Regions from separate parts of the Mus musculus genome. Here region 1 is linked to region 2. A link is a loop called in an ENCODE intact Hi-C map of the cell type or tissue named here. Cell type or tissue: heart. All regions are shown on one strand. Links, peaks and the distances in the headings refer to the core of each region. The heading gives the core; the rest is flanking DNA. Region 1 has its middle 35 kb from the start of Zbtb14. Region 2 has its middle 8.1 kb from the start of Gm36392.

Region 1 (12,335 bases), core at 2,039-10,038, 470 kb before region 2:
TCTCAGTATGTAGCCAAACTCAGAACTTTGGAGGTAGAAGCAGAAGGATGGCAAAGTCCAGCCTGTGATCAATAGCAAGGCCACAGACCAAGACAAAACAAGTTAGCCCAGATTGCATGATTCTCTGAGCAACTAGGTATCTTTTGTTTGTTTGTTTGTTTGTTTGTTTTTGAGACAGGGTTTCTCTGTGTAGTCCTGGCTGTCCTGGAACTCACTTTGTAGGCCAGGCTGGCCTCAAACTCAGAAATTCACCCGCCTCTGCCTGGGAGTGCTGGGATTAAAGGCGCGTGCCACCACGCCCAGCGTAACTAGGTATCTTAATTCTCACCATTATTACTGCCATCACAACCTATAACCCTGCTTCCCAAAGCAGGCCCATCACCCTTGACCATGCAGGTGCAAGCCTTTAACCCCAGAACCGGGAGGCAGAAGCAGGTTGATCTCTGTGTTTCCCAGACCAGCCTGTTCTACATAGGGAGAGCTAGGCCAGACCCTGTCTCAAAACCATGGGGAGCAGGGCAGAAGACATGGAAAATGAATCCCCCAAACCAACCATCAAAAGTTAGGAGGTTCAAAGGCCAAGAATTACAAAGTAGTTGAAGGATTTTTAATTTGAAAGAAAAAGATCAAGTGAACGTATTAAAAGGATCTACAGAGTCTTATCAGGAGAGAGAAAGACAGAGACAGAGACAGAGAAACAGAGAGACAGAGAGACAGAGAGAGAGACAGGGGCTACACAGAAGAAGGTGCAGGACAGACTTAGGCAAAGCACCTCCAGGAGTAGCAGAACAACATAGAGTGGACTCCTCGGTTTTCCCTTTCATTTGGTTATAGTTTGGTAGTTTTGTTTCTTTCTTTTGGGGTGATACTTTATCTTGTTTTCTTGGTTTCAGAGAATTCTGTTGTATTGGGTTTTTGTTTGTTTGATTTTTTTAGAAAGAACTTAAATTTTAGGTAGATGGGGGGAGAGGGGAGGAGAGAATATGATCAAAATATATCTAATGTCAAAAATTATTTTAAATAATAAACACCATAAAGTCACTATAATAAATGTGCCCCCTATACCTTCATGTAGCATCTATGTGTGTACATATTTATCATCTCTTTATTATCTATCAGTCATTTATCATTTATCCAACAGCTATTTTCTATTTATCCATTTATCTATTTTATTGATCATCTATCTATCTATATATCTATTAATCATTTACCTATTATCTTTTTTTAAAGATTTTATTTATTTTATGTATATGAGTACAGTGTTGCTGTCTTCAGACACACCAGAAGAGGGCATTAGATTCCATTACAGATAGTTGTGAGCCACCATGTGGTTGCTGGAATTTGAACTCAGGACCTTCAGAAGAGCAGTCAGTGCTCTTAACCACTGAGCCATCTCACTAGCCCATTTACCTATTATCTATATATCAATCATTTATTATTTATTTACTTATTATCTACGTGACAATCATCTATCAATCATCTATTATTTATCATCTATCTATCAATCATCTACTATATAACCTAGTATCTATCTATCTTGCAATTTACTTAAATATAGGAGGATTGACTCACATGACCATGGGGACCACTGGGTCTAAACTCTGCCGAGTAGGCTATCAGGTTAGGGGCAGAGAGCAGCAGATGCTGCAGTTTTTAAGTGAATGCAGTCTTTGAGGCTGAACTTTTTCTCAAGAGACCTAAATCTTTTCTCCAGTGGCCTTCAGTTGCCTGGAAAAGAATCACACACATGTTGGACAATAACTATCACCCCAGTCTATTGGTTTAAAGGAAATCACAAGGGGCTCACCCTCACAGCATCATTTAGACTCATGTGTGCGTAAGTAAAATGATATAAAATTAACAAGACAAAGAGGTTGTGCATATTTTCATGTGTTTATTGCTATCCATGTATTATTTGTGTGCTGTGTATTGATTTGGTTACAATACCTTACCAAAGTCCGTGAGCATTTCAGTTGAGTTGCTTATTATTAAATTGTAACGATAAGCTTTATATTTCAGATATAAAGCACTTGTTAGAAATACCCTTAATTACCTGCTTTCATCCTATATGCTTTTCTCCCTTTGATTTAAATTTTATTGCATTATGATGAGAAAAGATACATAATTTCAATTTATCTGAATTTGTTAACATTTAAAAACATATTTTGAGTAAATAGACTTACATCACATTCTTCTTTCCCTTTTGTACCCCAACTCCTCCCGGAGAGCCCTCCCCCTTCAAAACCTGCAATACCTTTCGTTTTTTATCATATTCTTTAAAATTTATAAAATATTGTAACAATAAAAATGAGTATTATAAAAGTTGTTTGATATAAAGCAACAATCAGTTGAACAGTCTTATGTAGATATTTGTCTACAGCAATACTGAAAATACATACGTTTTTCTCAATATAAATTTTAAATATATATTAAAATATATTAACATATATTTTAAAATAATATATCACTATTAGTTTTTTAATGAACATAAATAGATACAGTCTTTTTGTTTGTTTGTTTTGTTTGTAGTAGAGCTTAAAATCTTGGCTTACTGTGGTATAAACACAAAATAAGAACAGTTTTTGGACATTGGAGTTCATTGTAATAAGGCTGTACTTGAATATCCCTCACATCATCAAAGGATTTTACCTCCATAGTAGATAGATAAGCTAAGAGTTGACAGTTCTGCTGTACCAAGGAATTAACTGTAGGCACGATTTTTGGATACAGATTTCCTGCTACGGTCAAAGCTATTTGACTTGAGTGATTGTCGTCATTCTCAGCCGGCAGAGAACAGGTTACATTCATTTAAGAAATGGTGTGTGTTTTGAGATGGTCTATCCATGAAGTCATTCATCAACTGTTTCAATGAAGAATGGTTCTGCTTGGAGGGTGGCACAGACGTTAGGCGAGGGTAAGATTCTGGTTCCTTGGCTGTGATGATTTTCAAAAGCATTCATTTCAGACTAAGAGTAACTTATAAAGTCCCCTTCTTCAAAATTGATACAATAATTATAAATATCAAGCAAAGCCTTCAAAATTGAGACAATAATTATAAATATCAAGCAAAGCCTTCAGTCTCACTCTTTGTTGTTCTCTTACAAGCCACCTCCCAAATTAATTGTCTACTTTTCTTTTGGCTGTATAAATAATTTTGAAATGTGTAAGCTGTTCTGAAAACCACAGCATGGTGTCAAAACATCAAATAAATAATCCTATTAATATAGAGGCTAAGATAGGAGAAGCAAAATTTTAAGGCCATTATGTGGCACTGTCATGTACAAACAAGCAGAAAGTGTATATGGATTGTATAATACTGGACCTATTTCTCCCATTACTAAATTAGACAGCCGACAAATTTCTAATTCCTCATATTTTTGAATTTCAATTGATTAGGATAAATTGGTAATATTAACTTTCATATTAAGAGATATTAAGGAAAAGTGATTGTTGCTTCCTGTTAATTTTCTTGTTAGAGGTGGAATTAGTTTGTGTGGGTTTGTTGAAAGATGATAACTTTCTTGCTTCTTCTTGGGAGTAGTTTCACTCCTTGTGTTGGTGTTTTCCATCTATTATCCTTTGTAGGGCTGGATTTATGGAAAGATATTGTGTAAATTTGGTTTTTTCATGGAATACCTTGGTTTCTCCATCTATGGTAATTGAGAGTTTTGCTGGGTATAGTAGCCTGGGCTGGCATTTGTGTTCTCTTAGGGTATGTATGACATCTACCCAGGATCTTCTGGCTTTCATAGTCTCTGGGGAGAAGTCAGGTGTAATTCTGATAGGTCTGCCTTTATATGTTACTTGACCTTTTTCCCTTACTGCTTTTAAAATTCCTTCTTTGTTTAGTGCATTTGATGTTTTGATTATTATGTGACAGGAGGAATATCTTTTCTGGTCAAGTCTATTTGGAGTTCTGTAGGCTTCTTGTATGTTCATGGGCATCTCTTTCTTTAAGTGAGGGAAGTTTTCTTTTGTAATTTTATTGGAGATATTTCCTGGCCCTTTAAGTTGGGAATCTTCACTCTCTTCTATACCTATTATCCTTAGGTTTGGTCTTCTCATTGTGTCCTGGATTTCCTGGATGTTTTGGGTTAGGAGCTTTTTGTTTTTTGCAGTTTCTTTGACTCTGTTTTGTTAATGTTTCCTATGGTGTCTTCTGCACCTGATATTCTCTCTTCTATCTCTTGTATTCTGTTGGTGATGCTTGTATCTATTATTCCTGATCTCTTTCCTAGGTTTTCTAACTCCAGGGTTGTCTCCCTTTGCTGTTTCTTCTTTATTGTTTCTATTTCCATTTTTAGATCCTGGATGGTTTTGTTCATTTCCATCACCTGTTTGATTGTGTTTTCCTGTAATTCTTTAAGGGATTTTTGTGTTTCCTCTTTAAGGGCTTCTAGCTGTTTACCTGTGTACTCCTGTATTTCTTTAAGGGATTTATTTATGTCCTTCTTAATGTCCTCTATCATCATCATCAGAAGTGACTTTAGATCTGAATCTTGCTTTTCCAGTGTGTTGGGGTATCCAGGACTTGCTATGGTGGGAGAATTGGGTTCTGATGATGCCAAGTAACCTTGGTTTCTGTTGCTTATGTTCTTATGCTTGCCTCCTGACATCTGGTTATCTCTAGTGCTACCTGCTCTGGCTATGTCTGACTGGAGCCTGTCCTTCCTGTGATCCTGGTTGTGTCAGAACTCCTCCAAGTCAAGCTGTCTCTGTGATCCTGTGATTCTGGGATCCTGTGACACTGAGATCCTGATTGTGTCCGAGCTCCTGAGAGTCAAGCTGCCTTTGGGACCTTGAGATCCTGGTGTGACCAAGTTCCTGGGATCCTGTGATCTCTGATCCTGGGCGTGTTGGAGTGCCTGGGAGTGGAGCTGCCTCTAGGTGTTGTGAGGCTGGCTGCGGAATTTCTGTGTATGCTTTTTATTTTCCTCATGGTATTAATTTAAGCACAAACATTTTTCTGATATTTAATTTACCATTTCTTCCTTCATCTCTAATGTCTTATAAAAACAAATCACAAGGCCACAATTATTTATTCTTGTTTTTTACTAAGAGATTTTAGTCTTTACTTTTTTATATTTAAAGTCATGATCATTTTGGAGGAAATTGTATGTTATGTGATTCTTGAGTTGTTCTATTATTGTTTCTTGAAAAGATTATTCCTTCTCATCAAGTGGTTGGGGCATCCGTGTGAGACATCAGTTGACCATAATATTAAAGCTCTCTTTATGAATGCTCAACTCTGTTTCATTCACTTGTATGATAACTTTTAAGCCACAAGATGGCAGTGTTTTATGCCCAGGTTCCTCAAGGCTGCCTGCGCTGCAGGGTCGCCATCCAAAGGGGAGGAGAGCAAGGGATCTCCCACAGAGACAGGTGATTGGAGGGGATGATTTTCCTCCCAGACAAGGCAAGCGGAGTTTGGGGGTGCGGGGTGTGGTGAGGGTTGGGGGACCTCCCAGTGTCTCCAAAGGGCAGAAGTGTGGGTTTTTTAATTGCTACAGAGTTTGTCTTCTGTATAGACAGAGAGCGTTAGGAATGGACTTGTGTTATGTAAGCAACTTTGCCTAGCTAAGCATGTGTTTATCTTGCGTCTATTTAATGCAATGGATGTGTAAGACCTCGAGGTTTGCCCCTAGACAGCTTTGAGCTAATGGTCCCACTGCAGTGAGGAGGAAATCAGATAGGGAAGTACAGAAAGCCAAACTAGTAACACAGCAGGGCACCGCCTGATTATCAAAGACAAGAGGCAAGCCTTGAGCTTTAAGATGAGGACTTGATCTTGTTGTTCTTCCTATGGGTTGCAAACCCTTCAGCTCCTTCAGTCCTTTCTCTAACTCCTCCATTGGGAACCCCGTGCTCAGTCCAATAGTTGCCTGTGAGTTGCCTCTGTATTTGCCAGGCACTGGCAGAGCCTCTCAGGAGACAGCTATATCAGGCTCCTGTCAGCAAGCACTTCCCAGCATCCACAGTAGTGTCTGGGTTTGGTGACTGTATATGAGATGGAACCCCTGGTGGGGCAGTCACTGGATGGCCTTTCCTTCAGTCTCTGCTCCACACTTTGTCTCAGTATTTCCTCCCGTGAGTATTTTGTTCCCCCTTCTAAGAAAGACTGAAGCAGCCACACTTTGGTCTTCCTTCTTCTTGAGCTTCACCGCGGTCTGTGAACTGTATCTTGGGTATCAACCAGCCAGACCCCCACGAGCTCCCAGAAACTAAACCACCAACCAAAGAGCACACATGGAGGGACCCATGGCTCCAGCTTCATGTGTAGCAGAGGATGGCCTTGTTGGACATCAATGGGAAGAGAGGGCCTTGGTCCTGGAAAGGCTCGATGCCCCAGGGTGGGTGGGAGAACATCTTCATAGAAGCAAGGGGAGGGAGGGTGGAATAGGGGGTTTCTGGAGGGAAAACCGGGAAAGGGGATAACATTTGAAATAACCAATAAAAATATAAAATATCCAATAAGAAAGATGAGGAAATGAATCCTCCAATTCTGTGCTTTGTTGAGGTTGCTTTGTCTCTTCTGGTTTCTATCACCCACGAGTTTTAGGATCAGCTTGTCAGTTTCCATGGACGAGCTAGCTGCAGTTCTGATAGGAAAACTACGCTAAGTCATGTGACCAGTCCTACCTACGTTTTTCTAAACCTCAAATATGGGCAAGACTTTTCACTGATTTATGTCTTACTTAATTTATCTCAGTGACATTTTAGAGTTTTCAGTGAACAGGTTTTTCTTCCTTGTCCTGATAAATGTATACATAAAGATGTTTTAAAAATCTTTTATTATTTGCAGTGGTCTATGTATCTCTGTGGGGTGTGTGTGTGTATGTGTGCCTGTATTGGAGGAGACCAGAAAAGGGCATTGAATCCCCTGGCTCTGGAATTTCAGGTGGTTGTGAGCCACTTAATGTGGATACTAGGAACCGAACTCAGGTCCTCTGCAAGAACTATGCCCTGTGAATATGCATAATTATTATTAATAAAATTTTAAATTATTTAAAAATATTAATTAAAACTCTCAAACATGTATAGGGATAAATGCATTAAACAAAAAATGCTTAATGCAAAAATCATTGTATCAAAATGTAACAATGCAAGGCTGGGACACTGTATTTGAAGTAAGTGATTGCTGCACAGAGCATGGAGACCTGAATTTGGATCCTCAGTCCCTCTGTAAAAAACTTAGGTATAGGTTTATACCTATGATCTAAGTAATTGGACGCAGAAACAGTAGTGCTCACCACAAGCCAGTCCAGACCATCAGTGAACTTCAAATTCTCTGAGAAAACTTGTTTCCAAAAATAAAGTGGAAAGTGAGAGAGGAAGATACCTAATGTCAACCTTTGACCTCCATACCGAGCACACATGGGTGCAGTACTGCCAGACATGCATGCACACCTACCTATACATGCACACATGTGTGTAGGTACTTCCAGACATGCGTACACACCTATACACATATACACAGATGGAGGTACTGCCAGACATGCATGCAACATCTATACATGCATACCCAAATGCAGATACTGGCAGACTTACATCTAATACCTATATATGCACACAGGGATGCAGTTACTGGCAGATATACACACCCATGTACATGTCACACACAAACACACACCAATTCTAAACATGTTAGTGAAACCTTAGAATAAATGGAGGGGCATGACATGCTAATGTATTAAAGACTTTGAATAGCATCTATATTAATGAATTAAAACATGCAAGGCAGCTCTCCAAAAATTGATCGATATATTCAATAGTTTGTCAGCTCTCCAAAAATTGATCGATATATTCAATACAGTTACAACTTATAATTCCAGCAGGTTTCTTTGTTATAAAAGTTTGCAAGTTAGTTCTAAGTTTTATTTGGAAGTGAAAAATGCAAAGAATATTGAAAATAAATTCACTGCTCAGGCCCTCAGTGCTGGATAAGATTTATTATAACGCCATTGAAATTAAGTGTTGTTTGTCCACAAGGACAGCTGAAAGCACAGAGCAGAGAAGCCACGATCAGCCCACGGTAAAATCGATGACTGATTTATGGAAAAGCACACACTGCTAACAAGTATGGGAGGAATTGCTTGTCTAATCAAATGTTTTGGGACAAGTGGGAATCTAAATATACAGAATTAATCTTGACCCCTGACAAAAATCCAGCAGAGAGAGGGAAGGTCAACCAAGAAGTCGTTGCCATTTGATGAGACTTTTGGGAGATGGAGGTTCAGTTTTCTTTAAGGGAACTTAGCCCCTGGTAGGTCAAGCAGGCTCTGGTGGATGGCCTCACATCTAGGAGTATGTGGATGACACACATTGGACCTGATGAGTTAATTTTATTAGAAAGGGCATACACAAAGGTGGAGAAGATAGGGAGGTGGGGACTGACCTGGGAGGAGCCAGGAGCTAGGATTCGCTAAGGCTGAACTGGATGAACTAGCCAGTTGCACTAGCCTTGGCCCCGCCCTGGGGCGGAGACTCTAGGAGGGGGGTGGGGGTTCGTGGTTTGGAGGCGGGGTCTCGCTAGGAGGTGCATTGGGGGGGGCGGGGCCTATGAGCCAAGAGCAACAGAGTGTCAGTCAGCCAAGGAGGAAAATGTCTAATATACATTGCCTGACATTTCTAAAGTGTGTGTGTGTGTGTGTGTGTGTGTGTGTGTATGAATATATATGTATGTGTGTATATATATATATGCATATATATGTATATATATATGTATACACATAAATATGTATACACGAATATACATATATGAATATATGCGGTGGCTTGAATATGCTTGGCCCAAAAAGTGGTACTATTGGGGGGTGTGGCCTTGTTAGAGTAGGTGTGGCCTTGTTGGAGGAGTGTATCACATTGTGGATGAGCTTTGAGACCCTCCTTCCTAGCTACCTAGAACAGAGAGTAAGCCCCTGGCTTCTTTTGGATGAAGATGTAGAACCCTCAGTTCCTTCTCCAGTGCCATGTCTGCCTGGATGCTACCCTGCTTCCTGACTTAATGATAATGAACTGAACTTTTGAACCTGTAAGCTAGCCTTAATTATATGTCCTTTGTAAAAGTTGCCTTGGCCATGGTGTCTCTTCACAGCAATGGAAACCCTAACCAAGACTGTGAATATATGTGTGTGTTCCTTAAAATTATATATATATATATATATATATATATATATATATATGCCTTAAAATCTAGGCCATCACCAAAACTATGATTTCTCTGTGTATATGACCAAGTAGTTTTATGCAAAAATATCATTTTCTGTAGTTTTTAAGTTTGGGGAATTTGCCTTTAAGTTGTCAGATCTTAGAACTGTTAAGGGTTAGGGGAAGCTGGAGGTTAGGGTATGCATCTATAAGGTTATCTCATGCAAGTTAAGGAAGTGTTTTATTATATCAGAAGAAAGGAATAGCCACTGTGTTCTTGAAAAATCCAATTTGCTCAGAAACAAATCATCCTACAAAATGACAACTGATGCTCCAAAGGTCACAAGGCTAGCTCAGCAATATTCCTGCATTAAATCACTCATTCAATAATATTGACTCTCGACCACAAGTTATAGTCCAGAAGGAAAATATCATATTATGCATGATTTTTATCTTTACTACATACATCAAACTCAAAAGAAAATCACATTATAGCAAGGAAGAGGAAGGGATTGAATGACCTTTCTAAAGCCCTGGAAATGGCACAGTGTCTCTGGCTTATGGTAACATCCCTGGCTGCTGCTTCCTAGCTCCATGCATGGGAGATATGTCATCTGCTGCTTTCAAAGATTGACCCGGCCTAGGCTATAAAATTATAGTTGTCAATGACAGGAGTAATATAAAACCGTCAGGCCTTGTTCAAATTTACAATTAGGTGAAAACCACACCTCTTCTCTTCTTTCCCTTGATGTCCACCAAAATCCTAAGAACATTGCTGACATAGGAAATAGGGCACAAGAACAGATGCAGTCTATTGGATCTAAATCCTGTGTATAAATTCTATTAAATAATCATTTTTATATAGCCTAAAGGAGAGGTTCAAAGGCCAGAAGTACATTATGGGGTCATTACCCCATTTATTTATTACCCCAATAACATATAAGTAAAACACAACATGAACCAGAGGTTGGTAAAAGGAAAAATTTGTAAAATATGGCATAAGTACAGAGAATGGACATTGACGGCTTGGGACTTTGCATCTGGTTTCTTCACGGCACAGCAAAATATGAGACACAGATGTGGGCAAAGAGGCTCAACGGAACTGCAGAATATAATTTTTCTAAATATTGCAAGAGAATCGGTTGAGTCTCTAAGCACGAAAAGTAAATGGTCTGAAAGGAAGTTAAGCAAACTGTTTCATTTTAACGTCATTTAAAAAAATAAAATATTTAGGGATAAGAGACAGCAGATTCATATCCTGGATAGCAACTGTCCTCAGATGTGGACTCCGAGGTGAACCCACAGGACTCCAGTGGGTAGTTCCAAACTTGTGGCCACGCAGACGTCACTGCATAAAGACATGGTTATAAAAGCAAAAGACATGCATGTGGGAAAGGGTCACCTGTGTTGGGGAAAGAATGATAGATATAAGAATAGACACAATGTATCATAAGCACATAGAAAGTAGTCAATGAGCAAATTTAGTCAATTAACAAGAGTTTGAAAACGGACATAAATGGAAGAGCATATTCAGTTTGTGGATTGGAAGATTCACGGTTCACTGTTAGGAAAATAGCACACTGTCCAAAGTCAATCCATTCACCGCAACTCCTATAAAAGTTCAATTTCTTTGTAGCAAGAAAAAAAATCCTTCCCCAAATACATTGTTCTTTAATCACAAAGGACCCTGAACAGCCAAAACAATATTGAGAAGGAGGAATAAAGTGGATGTTATTATAATCTCCAATTTTAAAACATATAAAAGCCAGGTGTGCTAGGGCGTGCCTTTAATCCCAGCAGTCAGGAGGCAGAGCCAGGTGGATCTCTGTTAGTTCAAGGCCAGCCTTGTCGACACATTGAGTTTCAGAAGAGCCAGGGCTATATAGAAAGACCTTGTTTTAAACAACAAACAACAGCTTATAACGTTTAGCCAGTAAGAGAGTGTGGTAGAGAGAGACGGAGACACAGACTAATGCAACAGAACAAAAAGCCTGCAGGTACCTTCATGTGTATAGTCCAGTGTTTTTCAGCAGATTCTGAGAGCATGTAGTAAAGAAACAAAAGTCTTTTCACCAGATGATATTTGGCCAATTAGACATCCATACGCAAAAGACCCAAGTGCAAAATCTACCACAAATGAGTTAAAATCACAAACACAAGACATAGTATTATAAAGTACTTAGGGGAAAGCATTGAATTTGACAAGAATTTCTTGGATAGGATATAAAAAAACATAGGCAACAAAATAGATGAACTGGGCTCCCTCAGAATTTCAACACTTCGTGAATCAAAAGGCACTATCAACAGAAGAAAAAGGCAATCCACAGAAATCAAAATGTTTCTAAGTTTTACATCTCATAAGAAGTTCATATACAGAATATAGAGAGAAATCTTCTAGCTCAAACATTCTGATTTTAAAATGGACAAAGGACATGAATAGACATTTGCTTGGAAAACAAATACAAATTACTATATAGGATATAGAATATTCAACATTACTTATGAATATAGACATGCAAATTACATTTATAATGAGATACCATGTTGTGGTTATTAGTTGTTTTTTTTTAAGTACATGCAACAGAAAACCTTGTAATAGTTGGAATGTAAAAGATGTGACCACAATGGAGAACAATCTATAGTTCCTTAATGTACTCAAAATAGAATTTTAATAAAGTTTAACACACCTACTTCTGAGCATATACCAAAAGAACTGAAACTAAGCTCTTAAAAACATGTATTAACTCACGCACTGGCAATATTCATAGTAGTCAAACATGAGAACCAAGCCACGTGATCACGGAAGGATGAATGGGCCAGTCAGATATCACACACATAGATGAGGCTGTCTTAATTTTCCAACTATACAAAGCTGACTACTGTGAAGTAAGGGAATTCTGATGCATGCTACGTTATAGGCAAACCATGATACCAGGGGAAATAAGCCAAAAGGACAAATGCTGTGTTATGAATCCCTCAACGTTAGAGTAGCCAAATTCTTAGAAAGGAGCGTAGTGGTTTCGAGGACGACATGAGGAAGGTGTGGGCAGTTGGTGAATAGTGGTGCAGAGCCCCATTTGGGGGCAATAAAAAAATATGGAGATAGATGCTGATGAGAGCTGGGAAGAATGGGAATATGTTTAATGTCATAAACAATATATTTTAAAATGACTAAGGTGATAAAACTT
Region 2 (12,335 bases), core at 2,877-10,876:
AATCCACTATATAAACAAACTCAAAGACAAAAACCACATGATCATCTCGTTAGATGCAGAAAAAGCATTTGACAAGATCCAACACCCATTCATGATAAAAGTTCTGGAAAGATCAGGAATTCAAGGCCCATACCTAAACATGATAAAAGCAATCTACAGCAAACCAGTAGCCAACATCAAAGTAAATGGAGAGAAGCTGGAAGCAATCCCACTAAAATCAGGGACTAGACAAGGCTGCCCACTTTCTCCCTACCTTTTCAACATAGTACTTGAAGTATTAGCCAGAGCAATTCGACAACAAAAGGAGATCAAGGGGATACAAATTGGAAAGGAGGAAGTCAAAATATCACTTTTTGCAGATGATATGATAGTATATATAAGTGACCCTAAAAATTCTACCAGAGAACTCCTAAACCTGATAAACAGCTTCGGTGAAGTAGCTGGATATAAAATTAACTCAAACAAGTCAATGGCCTTTCTCTACACAAAGAATAAACAGGCTGAGAAAGAAATTAGGGAAACAACACCCTTCTCAATAGTCACAAATAATATAAAATATCTCGGAGTGACTCTAACTAAGGAAGTGAAAGATCTGTATGATAAAAACTTTAAGTCTCTGAAGAAAGAAATTAAAGAAGATCTCAGAAGATGGAAAGATCTCCCATGCTCATGGATTGGCAGGATCAACATTGTAAAAATGGCTATCTTGCCAAAAGCAATCTACAGATTCAATGCAATCCCCATCAAAATTCCAACTCAATTCTTCAACGAATTAGAAGGAGCAATTTGCAAATTCATCTGGAATAACAAAAAACCTAGGATAGCAAAAACTCTTCTCAAGGATAAAAGAACCTCTGGTGGAATCACCATGCCTGACCTAAAGCTTTACTACAGAGCAATTGTGGTAAAAACTGCATGGTACTGGTATAGAGACAGACAAGTAGACCAATGGAATAGAATTGAAGACCCAGAAATGAACCCACACACCTATGGTCACTTGATCTTCGACAAGGGAGCTAAAACCATCCAGTGGAAGAAAGACAGCATTTTCAACAATTGGTGCTGGCACAACTGGTTGTTATCATGTAGAAGAATCCGAATCCAGTTTCAAAAAGAAAATGCTGAGACTTTCTTCGAAGTCACCTTCAAAATAAAGGCGGCTAAGAGGCAAGAGGACTCCAGCTGGCTGGATCTCAGAGAAAGTAAAAAGTAAATGAGAGCTGAGAGGTCTGAGCAGGAGAAATGCAGGATTGGGCTATCCAGAAAATTCTACAGGGACAGGGTGACCCCTGTGCCTCATCTCCGTGTTAGTCAGAGGTTTGTGATAGTGCCACATTTTATGTGACACCATTTACATTAAGTGGGACAATACTAGTTTTGAATTTTCCTGTGCACAATAATCAAGGGAACCTTTTGATACCTGGCTACCCAATTAATCAATCACATATTGTCATTACTTAGATTGTTGCAATAAAGGCAACAATCCAGCCGGCACTCCGTTTCAGGAACTGATTGTAAATCACTTGTTTATCAGAAGCTGTGGAGGGAAGAGTGCTTTGCAATGAAGTGTGCAGGCAACCCCCATGTCCCACCTGATGGTCCTCAAGCTACCCAGAGCAGCTTCACGAAGCAGAGTAATTACAGCCATTGAATCCCCGTGTCTGAAAGCTTTTCAGCCACCCAGATGTGTTCTTTTTAGTATAAATGAGTTTTCAATGAGTAGAGCAGAGCAGGCACCATCGGAGGGGAAACATACCCATAGGACTGATTGGGATTCTAACCCACATGTGGCTTTTTAGTTCCCTGTATAATTAGCTTTCCAAAGCCCTGTCCCACCGTACCTAAACCGCTGAGCCCTAGAAAGCTAATACTAAGAAAGAAACTCAGGATCATAGAACAGGTGTCTGGCTCTGATAGGTATTAAGCCCACAGTGGCCTTTAAGTAGCAGGGCACAAAGCCATACTCACCCTAAGTAGCTTCTTATATGACTACACTGTAATGGTTGAGCCTGTTCTACCTCTGAACCATATCCTAAAATCAGTAAAATATTTATTAAATGAAGCCTTCATGATCTGACGTCCCACATCTGTTAAAAATCGTGTGACCATATATATTTTTTTAACTGTGGTGGTGCAGTGTCCACTGAACGCATTGACCATGTGCTGGCTATTTGCAACTGAAATCACCAAAGGAGTTATACACCAGAAGTGGACATCTTTTTGTTGTTGTTGTTGTTTTGTTTTTTGAGACAGGGTTTCTCTATTTAGCCCTGGCTGTCCTGGAACTCACTTTGTAGACCAGGCTGGCCTTGAACTCAGAAATCCGCCTGCCTCTGCCTCCCGAGTGCTGGGATTACAGGTGTGCGCCACCACGCCTGGCTAGAAGTGGACATCTTGGAGAGGGATGATGGTACATATAAGTGATCCCAAGACCCGGGGAGCTAAATTAGGAGGATCACAAGTTTAAGGCTATCCTGGGCTACATGCTACGTTTAAGGCTATCCTGGGCTACATGCTACATCCAATGCATCTGAATGACAGAGCAAGTCACTGTCTCGAAAACAAAAAGAACAGGTATGTTGGGGTTGCCATTTGGCTTGAACTTCCCCCCACAGAAGAAGCCACACATGTTCTTTGAGGAGGGACCTCTAAAACACACAAAAGCCTAAGACCAGCCCTGATAACAAGAGCTTGGTCCTAGAGAAACCATGAATCTGAGAAGACGCTCTTTGGAGGGACCCTAGCCATCTGTGAACTTCTACCGACTCTAGTATCTTTCCTAGTAATACTTCTAGATTTCAATATTCTGGTTCAGAAACATATCTCTTTCTGTTATTCATTCACACATTCATTTATTCTATGTTTTAGAGACGTACGAAAATACCAAGCATCGGTAATCTCTGAGCTTTATCCTTCGTGAAGATTTCATGTGCATGCACGACATTTAATGAAATATCCACTGCACGTGCTTTTGTCTTTTTATAAGGTTCTTTGTGAACTGAGTCCTTGTATCTAGCTGAAGCATCCTCGGGTAGAACAGAAGAATCTCGCATCCATGTATCAGCCAGTCCATCGTCCTTGGATGAAATAGAATGGTAATCTTCCCATCTATAAGACATAGTGCAGGTTCACCAGGATCTGGAAGGATGCTGTGTTTGTCGTATGCTCTAAACTTCTGGTTGTAGCAGCATTCTCTGGTCCGTTGTCTGCCACTAGCACCAGAAAATACCTTAGAGTGATGTGAAAGTGAGAATGTGGTAGGAAGATGGAATGAGGGATGAAGAAATGTCTGGTGGACCCAGACAGCAGGGCTGCTGTTATACTATAAATATCAGATGAAGTGTTGATGTAACGTTTACTGCAGGATGACACGGGATTTGACTCTTCTGTGGCTCATGATTAAAGAACCAGGTCTCTGGCTTGGTTCTCTCCCTTTCTTTGCCCCCCACCCTACCCCAGACATTTGTTCATTGCTTTCACACGAGTGCTATTTCATTTATGCAATCAGTGTGTCAACAAGTCATCTACCAAAACATACAGAAACACCTAGAAACTGTCCCAAGATACATTAATGATCCATAATTGAGATCTTTGATTCTTGATGGGTGTTGCAGAGCCGGGACAAGTGAGCCTGGAGTCTGCCTCATTTTGGTTGAGGAGTGGGTCACACATCTCATCCTTCCCATCACTGAGGAAGTCACAGAGGAACTCAAGCAGTAGAGGCAGGGATGGCTCTTCTAAGAAAGTTGCTTGCTCACACCCAGGTGTCATTTTATACAGCCCAGGCCTACCTGCCCAGGGATTGTACAACAGTCCATAAAAACTTCCCATAGATAGGCCCGCATACCAGTCTGATGGAGAGAGTTTCTCAGTTGAATCTAGTTGATCAAAACTGATCAGCACTATTGACCCTTGTCAATTTGACAAAGACATCACTCTGAAAACCATACCTTTTCTTTGTTTTGCATCCCCTTGGGGTCATGTTAATATCACGATACAAAATACAGCACAACTTTTAAAACTTCATCATCCTTAAATCTTGTAACACTTGTTTAAAGGCTAATGTCTCTTTAAAATATCCAGTCTCTTAACTGTGGACAGCATTCCAAAAATATTATATATATGTGGCGAGGCCTGTTGAGGTTGTGTAAGAAAATAAATATGTCTTTAATGACTTTCATTTGTTGTAATTGCAGATAGCTAAATACAGGCAACTCAAAAGCAAATTGAGCTGCATGGAACAGAACTCAATCTATTGGCTTCTCTCTGTCTGTGTCTCTGTCTGTCTCTGTGTCTCTGTCTCTGTGTCTCTGTCTCTCTCTCTCTGTCTCTCTGTCTCTCTCTCTCTCTCTCTCTCTCTCTCTCTCTCTCTCTCTCTCTCTCTCTCTGCTGTGCCCTATTCAGTAATATAATTGTTTGTGAAACTTTTAAACTCAGTTGACTCCCCTGGAATTTATCCAAGTTGAAGGGTGTTTGGTGTGAGACTCATTATATCTTTTGGTCCTGGTCCAAGATTTATCAGTTTGGTTTATTCAATCAGGCAACACCAAGGATACTTGACAAGCCTTTGTTCAATGGTTAATGTTTTAAATGATAGCTGCTCGGAGAACCCACATTAACCTGCTTACTGTGTAGTAGTATTGTGTTAGTCTGCTTACTGCAGCAGCACTATGTGAGCAGTAAAAGTGATAAGAGTTTATTGGTTGAAAAAAATCTTAAGTTCAACTCTGGTGTGAATAGGGTTGAAAATTAAAATTGATTCAATATGACTAACGCTAGAGGGTCAACCTTTGGAAATGAGCAAGTCTGGGGTTAAATATAGATCTGAAATATTATCCTAGCTTTTAGATGCCATCTACTGGCTGTAATTACTATTCTGTACCAAAGGCCCTGGTTTTCCCACAGAGGGAGAATATTCACAGGGCCTGTGATTAAATTAAAATGCTGTTCCCTTGGCCTTTGTGTTTTGTGCAGATCGCTGCCTGGACAAGTGTCAGTGTACTTGAAAGTCAAGCTGCATTTGGAAAAAGTTATTGTGAGCATGAAATATTTATCTGAAGGTGAGACACATCTGATGGCTGTTGGTTTCTGACTCCCAGCTTCCTTTCAGACATAGAGCAGCATGTAGGCATCTGGATACAGTTCGCTGCTACTGTACCTGAATACATTTTTGCAAAAGCTGTCAGGTCACAGCTGTTCTCCATGTGGAATGTAGCAGTGAGAGAAATATACTGGCTCATGTGTGCAATTAGCACACCCAAACTCTACCTGCATTTCTGTATTTAAGGATGGTCAGCGATGGCATCTGTCAGGAAAGAACTTAACTGTGTAAACCGAACCCATGTGCTTCTTATCCAGAAATCCTTCCACTGGAACATGGAGGGCTCCGCTGTACTATAGGATGAATAATATAGGTGTTTTATGGGGGGGGGGGAGGATAATGTTTTGTTGCTATGGTGCCAAGCTGTCCTTCCACAAGCGTGTGTTGAAACCTTTACTCCCAGTGCAGCAGTGTAGAGAGGTGGGAACTAACCGGATGGCATTAAGCCTCAGGGTCTACCTTAGGTATATGCATATATACTACTTATTACTTACATAAGTGGTGGCTGTTTAAAAAGGAGGTTTATAAAATTTGCTTTTAGGTACTTTTGGAAACACCCTTTATGAAAAAAAAAAGTTCCATATAGAAGGAGGGTAGCTGTTAGCTTTTTGTAATTCAAAAAAAAAAAAAAAAAATCAAAGATTCAAGCCAGCATGAACCAAACTGTGAGTTTGAAGGATAGCTAATTGCTTACATGCTGTGTAATGGGATTAATTTGTTAAATTGTTGTTGTTGTTGTTTTTCCAGAATTGAAGTGTCATCTTGGTGTGGGGAAAGGACTAGGAGGAGAGGAGGAAGGGAAAACTGCCGTTGGGATGTAAGTAAACAAATAAATATATTAATTTTTTTAAAGTGTGTAAGTATAAATTGGGGGGGGGGGCTATCTGTAAGTCTCAATCCCCCTCTAGAAAAATCAATACCAATGTGGAGAATTGCCACGAAGATTATATGAGGCAATGTATGTAAAACAGCCAACATGGTGATTGTGTTCACAGAAGGGCTCAGTGCAGTGTCAATGTTAATGAGGGATTGAGTATGTCAGATCCATGATGCCATTCCCGCAGAGGGCTGCTTGGGAACTGCCATTGGCCAGGCCATGAGACTGAAGGCAAGCAGTGCCTCTGTAATTTCAGCTTTTCCTAGCTGGCCGTGGTTGCTGTTCTGTTAATCTGAAATTTCAGTATGTGCTGAACAGAGGAGACCTATGTGACCAGCTCCCCACAACTTTTTCCTATGAAGAGCCTTAGACTTTGTGAAGGGTTTCACTGGGCAGAAGCAGTGTTCTTGTTCATGGAGACCGGGATATGCTCAAGGGTGGCCTCTGGTGAGAGAGAAAGCAGAGGAACACTGAAAGACAGATCCTCTGGCTCCAGCCGCCGCCGCCATCATCTTCTGTGTTGTGCTGTGCCCTTTCCACGCGGCTGAACGCAATCAAAATCCTCAAACGCAGCAGCAACCTTAGGATCCCTCATCATACTCCACGTTTAGTGACGTTTATCATAATGTTCATTCAATGAGTAGTTCCCAAACGTGGCTGTTATCAGAACGTCCTAGGAAACGAGTCGCACAGGTATCCCTCCACCTGCTCCACCTAGCGGCGGCACAATTATAAAAGGGTCCTACTTTGAACTGTCAGCGCTCTCTTAAATGTTATTTGTTTCTTGTTTGTTTTTCTGTGTGCCTGACTGTGCCCCGTGGGTTGGGAGGTCAGAGGACAATGCTCAGGAACCAGTTCTCTGCCACTTTGTGGGAGTCCAGGTGGGAACTCAGGCTGGAAGGGGTAGCTTACAAGTGCCTGGACCAGCTGAGCCCTCTCTGCAGCCCAGATCTCGGTGTTCTTTAGTTCTGACATTTCTAGTTGATTCATTTAAAACGTTTTTACTATGTTTAGATTTATCAGTTACTATGTATCTATTAATCAGTTAATATGCCTTTCTGGAAGTTCTCTTTCAAGTCATATTGCCTCATTTTTTTTCTTCTTCTTCTTCTCCTCTGGATCCCTTGGGATCCTTTTAACACTATAGTTTTAGATTTACAGAAAACTTGCAAGAACAACATGGAAAGATCTGCCCATGCTTGTTCTGATTCCTGTTAACATCTAGCCTGACCCTTGGACAGTGACCAGAAGGAGGGGTGAATACCTCCATGTTCCTAGTCACCAAACAATAGCTGTTTGTCTGCACTTAAGATTTTCCCAGCTTTTTGTTGTCTTTGTTCCAGGATCCAATCTAAGATCCCATCTTGTGTTTAGTTGTCTTGTCTCTGTCTCCAGTGCATAGCAGAACCTTGGTAGTTTCCTGTTTCTCCAGACTTCTATTGAGTGCTGTTGTTTTGTTTTGTTCTGTTTTGTTTTGTTTGTTTGTTTGTTTGTTTGTTTTTGGTAGATTATCTCTTGAGTTTGGCTTTGTCTGCTGTTTTCTTGTGAAGAGATTTGGGTAATACATTACCAACAGACACTACAGAAGTATAGTAATGGGGCCTATAATGGGGTGGCCCTTCATGTTATTGGCATTAGTCTTGGTTACTTATTGGTGACTTCTGAAGCTCTCCACTCTCAAGCTACACAATTTTCTTTGAAGTTAATTATTTTCCTGAGGAGATCTGCTGGGAGTCTGAAGATGCCCAGCTTTAAGATTTTAAGATATGCGGTTGGGTCTCTTCTGTGATAGTCTAAAGGACAATTTTCTATCTGCTCTTACTCCTTTTACATTTAATTTTAACCCCCACTGAATACTAATACTTGCTTTTAAACATTTGGATTCTTACTCTGGTATTTACAATTTCAGCCAAACACTCTAGGATTCCTTCTGGATGTCAGCTTTCCCCAATGTGTGACTCTGTCCTCTGAGTGTATGAAGCCGGACATTCATAACCCATGGTGTATGTTTCTTACCTGGCCACCTACAGTAGGTACAAAGTAGCTTCCGGATTGGTAACCCAGATTCCCATGAGGCACAGCTTTACTGCCCAGAGGTCAGTTACTTGTTAATCTCCCCTCAGCTCTGTCAGAATGAGGTGAACAACCCTGTCTGACCATCACCCTAGTGTCTAGGTCACCCACATTTGCTACTGGCGACCCTTCTCTTATTTGGAGCCTAGGCCATATTTCCCTGCCACGTTTCATGGTTTCTATTCGAAAAGAATGCTTGAAGTGGAAGCTAGTGACATTTACTTCATAAATGTTGTGCCTTTCTGATTCCCAGGCTCCCAGCTGGGAAAGGAACTTCTGTAGTCTGACTTGCAGTTGTGATAGTTGTCAAACCTTTCTGGCAACTTTAGTAGGACTCAGCTAGCCAGTAAGTTGACGTGTTCTAAGTCAACCTCAGTGTTGTGTGACATTCCTGGGGAGATATGAGCAAACATGTAGCTACACCAAGTGGGGAAACAAATGATGGATGAAAATAAGGACACCGCCAAAGACCAACTTGGTCAGTGTTTTATTGGGGCTACTTGCAGGGATACTGGTGAAGAGGTACTTACAGAAGCTGAGGTGACTCAACACACTCTCAGTAAGCTGACCCATCCTGCATGTGTGATGACCCATGAAAGACAGAGACCCGGAGCTCATAATACAACCTGTAGAAAGCTGAGCAGGTTGGAGAGACTCAGGCAGCTCAAGTGATCTGAGCCTCCTCCAAGAAGTTCTCTCATCTTTGTCTCTTCAAGGGAGCACACCTGGTCTGGGAGAGTCTCCCAGCAGTCCTTTCTGCTTATATAGGCATGAAAGGTGGAGCCTAGTGACGCTAATCAGTTTTAGGGACTTCCTGAAGTCTTTACGTGTTTGCTCTCTGAGATTAAAGAGCATCCTTGCTAAGGTATGCTTCTTTTCTCTGTGCACCTTAGTAAGTTTCCCTTCAAATGGGATGTTTTATCGTGGAGGAAATTGCTAGACAACACTCGGACCATGCTCTTCTGCATAGCCAGGGACATAAACAGTTGTGAATCAAAGGACAGTCTTTCTCTTGACATTTGAACCAACCTCTTTCTGAATCAGGAGACTTTTTAGCCCAGCCTCAGCTGTTCTGGTTCTTTGAAAGTTTGCCTTCCATCCTGCCCTCTACTACCTTGTAAGTTAAAAAAAGCTTCAGGGGCTTCAGGGAGATTTTAGGCTCTAAGTCTCATTAGGAGGGCAACACCCTGGTTGTGGGAAGCACTTCATGCTCTTGGGCATGTATCAAAGCTTTTGACATAGTGTATAATAGAAGAAATACTGGCCTCCCCCAAATATTCACCTTGTAATCTTTATAAGGTGTCAGTTTATTGTTTTATTCAGAAAAGGGAAATTTAGGTTGTTTATGGAAATAAATTAGTATTTAGGCTTTTCCACAAGGACAGAAACAGCAGTACAAATAAAATGATACATGATTTAGGTAGATGATAGATAGATAGATAGATAGATAGATGATAGATAGATAGATAGATAGATAGATAATAGGTAGGTGATAGATACATAGGTAATTCATAGATAAATAGATATATAAAGATAAATAGATACATAGAGAGAGGAGATACATAGAAGATGATATAGATAGATGATAGATGATGATACATGGATGGATAGGTAGATAATTGATATGATAAAGAGATAAGGGGGCCTTATTTAAAGAATTAGAAGACTTCAGAAAATTATATATGTGTGTGCTATATAAAATAATCTCTCTCTCTCTCTCTCTCTCTCTCTCTCTCTCTCTCTACACACACACACACACACACACACACACACACACACACACATATATATGAAATTCTCAATTTTTTAAAAGGAAAAATTCTTGAGTGATGTCTAACTTCCTTTCTAGCATTTTTTTACTTCTACCTCAGTGCATGTTAGTTTTCTGTTGTTATAAGAAAATTATGAGGCTGAGAAATAAATAAGGTAAAGAGGTTTTTTGAAAGCTCAAAAGCATGGCGATCTTGCCTGTGTCCCAAGGCCCATGGCATTACAACAGCTGTGCTTAAGAAACAAGAGAGAATTTGGTAAGGCAGGACCAGACTCTGAGGAGTGTCTGGCTTGCTCTTTTATAGAAGTTCTCTCATGAGAATTAACCAGGGCCCCAACAGAACTGCCCGAATCTTTGCTGATGCGTGCAACTTCCTAATGATCTTTTATCATGACTTATCTTCTAGTAGGCCCTACCGTATCTTAAGACCAACATACTGGGGAACCAGGAATCCAGCGTAGGAATAGTTGGTGGACACATTAAAACAGTATCCAATCCAAATCTTCAGATCTCCCTATTGAGATACTTAATGAAGTGGGCATGACACTGCCACTCTTAACCCGTTAACCCTGTGATAACAAGATTCTAGCCATTCTAGAGTTTCTCAGACCCTACTGCTGTTCCCAAAACAGGACTGGCTTACAAGTAATAGATCATTTAATCCTTACAACAAACCTGAAACACTCAACAATGATCACTTCTTCCCATTGCATTATAAAGACATTGTCCTTGTTGACCATAATAAACGTGAAGGGTCCCATTAGTCCAAAATGACAGAGCTAGCTATGATTTTAAATGGTGGCTACCATGTCGACTGGATAGTGGCTTTCATTGTAATTGTTTTGTAAGGCCAGGGCTTGGTTTCTCTTGTACTTCTGTCCAGACCTAGCTACATCATATTAGAGGTTTACTGTTTTCATATTGCAGGGCTGTGGTTCATTCTATTGTATACTCAATTCCACAAAACTAAGGAAACTTTGTCATGATCTCTGACAGTCATTGTGGGGGGTTAGCATACCCCCTGGAGAAGCTTTCCCAGAAAACTAAAATGGACTTAATAATGCCATGCTTGTCTGTAGGTACAGTGACCATTCTCTACAGTTTGATGGATCATTGGAGTGGAGGGACCTGGATTCTAGAAAATGAGTAATATCCACATGGAGACAGGCCATGAGTGGGCCCCCATTTAGAAGTCTCTGGGTTAAGCATCATGCTATACCTGGAGCCCACTGGAGACATGTCTGTGTCCTCCTCTTCACTCTCAGAATCAGCCCACTAAATCAGAGGTCCTGAAAGCAGGCATAAGCTACCAGTGACCCAGGGCAAGTATCACCAGTTCTTGATCTTCAAGAAAGAAATAAGTCTTTCAAAATGACAACATGAGAGCATATGACAGGTGGGTTCTAAGCCCATGCCCTAAGTTTGAGTACTGGGGAGAGATACAGTCTGAATGAAATATTTCCATATTGCTCCCCATGTAGGAGGTGTGTGTGTGTGTGTGTGTGTGTGTGTGTGTGATGTTTTAATTCTTGTCATTTTTCTTGCAGTGCAGCGATTTGTTAGTTAACCATCACCCCTTGGAGATCTGGGCAATGGCTGATGTTTCAGTATTTCCTTTCATCAGTATTCTTGTAATAAGTAGTTCTCAGCAGGGGAGAATATGAAGATAAATAATAATTCATAATAATTCCTGGAGACTTCCTACCCTGGAGAACAGGAAACGACTGTCTTCCTAAGTAGGAGCTCGGGATGCTGCTAACCATCCTACAGAATGGGATGCCTCTACAATTATAAATCATATGTCCCCAGATGCCAATAATGTGAAGACTGAGAAACCTTGGCTTATGGAAAGTATTTCTAGAAAACATCAAGATGTTCTTGTGCTTCACTTTAGTCTGTTGATGGAAAATTTCAGCATGCTTAAATATTCTTACTAATTAAATGATACTCCCCTGCTTCCTAATTGGCACTAAGGAGATTTTCCTACAGTCCAGGATTGTAGAAAGATGTGTCCAGATTTTTACAAAAGAATGTGAATACAGCTCTTTGATAACAGAAGTCTTCATTACAATTGATGTATGATCCATGAGAAACGGCAAGAATCTGGGTACTGACACCATGACGGTCCCAAATATCTAGCTCCTGGGAACATAAACAGGAGCAGTGAATACCAGCCAAGAGGTTATTTGGAAAATATCGATGCCAATGTGCTTCTTCATCCAGCTCTAGGTCAGAGATCTCAACAGGTGCAGCAATACGATTTCCTACCTAGCATTAGATGATGAAAGGCCAAATGGAATCATCACTATGGTTGATATTGAAAAGAAATCAATCGCCTGCGCAGCATGTGCGTTTCATGTGAGACTTCTGCCGTTGATAAGTTGACAAGTGTCTTTGCTCCATGCCAATACCTGAGCTTCTGCCAGGATAACCAAATGCAATAGAGGAAAGGGACGAGGGATCAGGAAAAAGCAAAGCTGGCAGATGGCAATCTGTGAAGAGTTGAATCAACA

Evidence for each region. Peaks named below come from ENCODE experiments on the same cell type or tissue, not always from the same donor. Only the 100,000 strongest peaks of a DNase experiment are listed, where the experiment ranks them.
Region 1: a loop joins it to region 2, with 4 times the contacts of the local background. A loop is called at or near these places in 9 of 42 quality-filtered maps.

What each region holds. Positions count from the first base shown.
Region 1 is chr17:69,342,421-69,354,755 of GRCm38, reverse strand. No RefSeq gene overlaps it. Among named protein-coding and RNA genes, the nearest start is that of Zbtb14, 35 kb to the left of the region's middle. In heart, for the core only: a CTCF peak has its summit at 5,288 (motif pointing right); no DNase peak of the experiment used is centred there.
Region 2 is chr17:68,876,186-68,888,520 of GRCm38, reverse strand. No RefSeq gene overlaps it. Among named protein-coding and RNA genes, the nearest start is that of Gm36392, 8.1 kb to the right of the region's middle. In heart, for the core only: CTCF peaks have their summits at 4,861 (motif pointing left) and 6,690 (motif pointing left); no DNase peak of the experiment used is centred there; H3K4me3 peaks cover 536 bases; H3K27ac peaks cover 400 bases.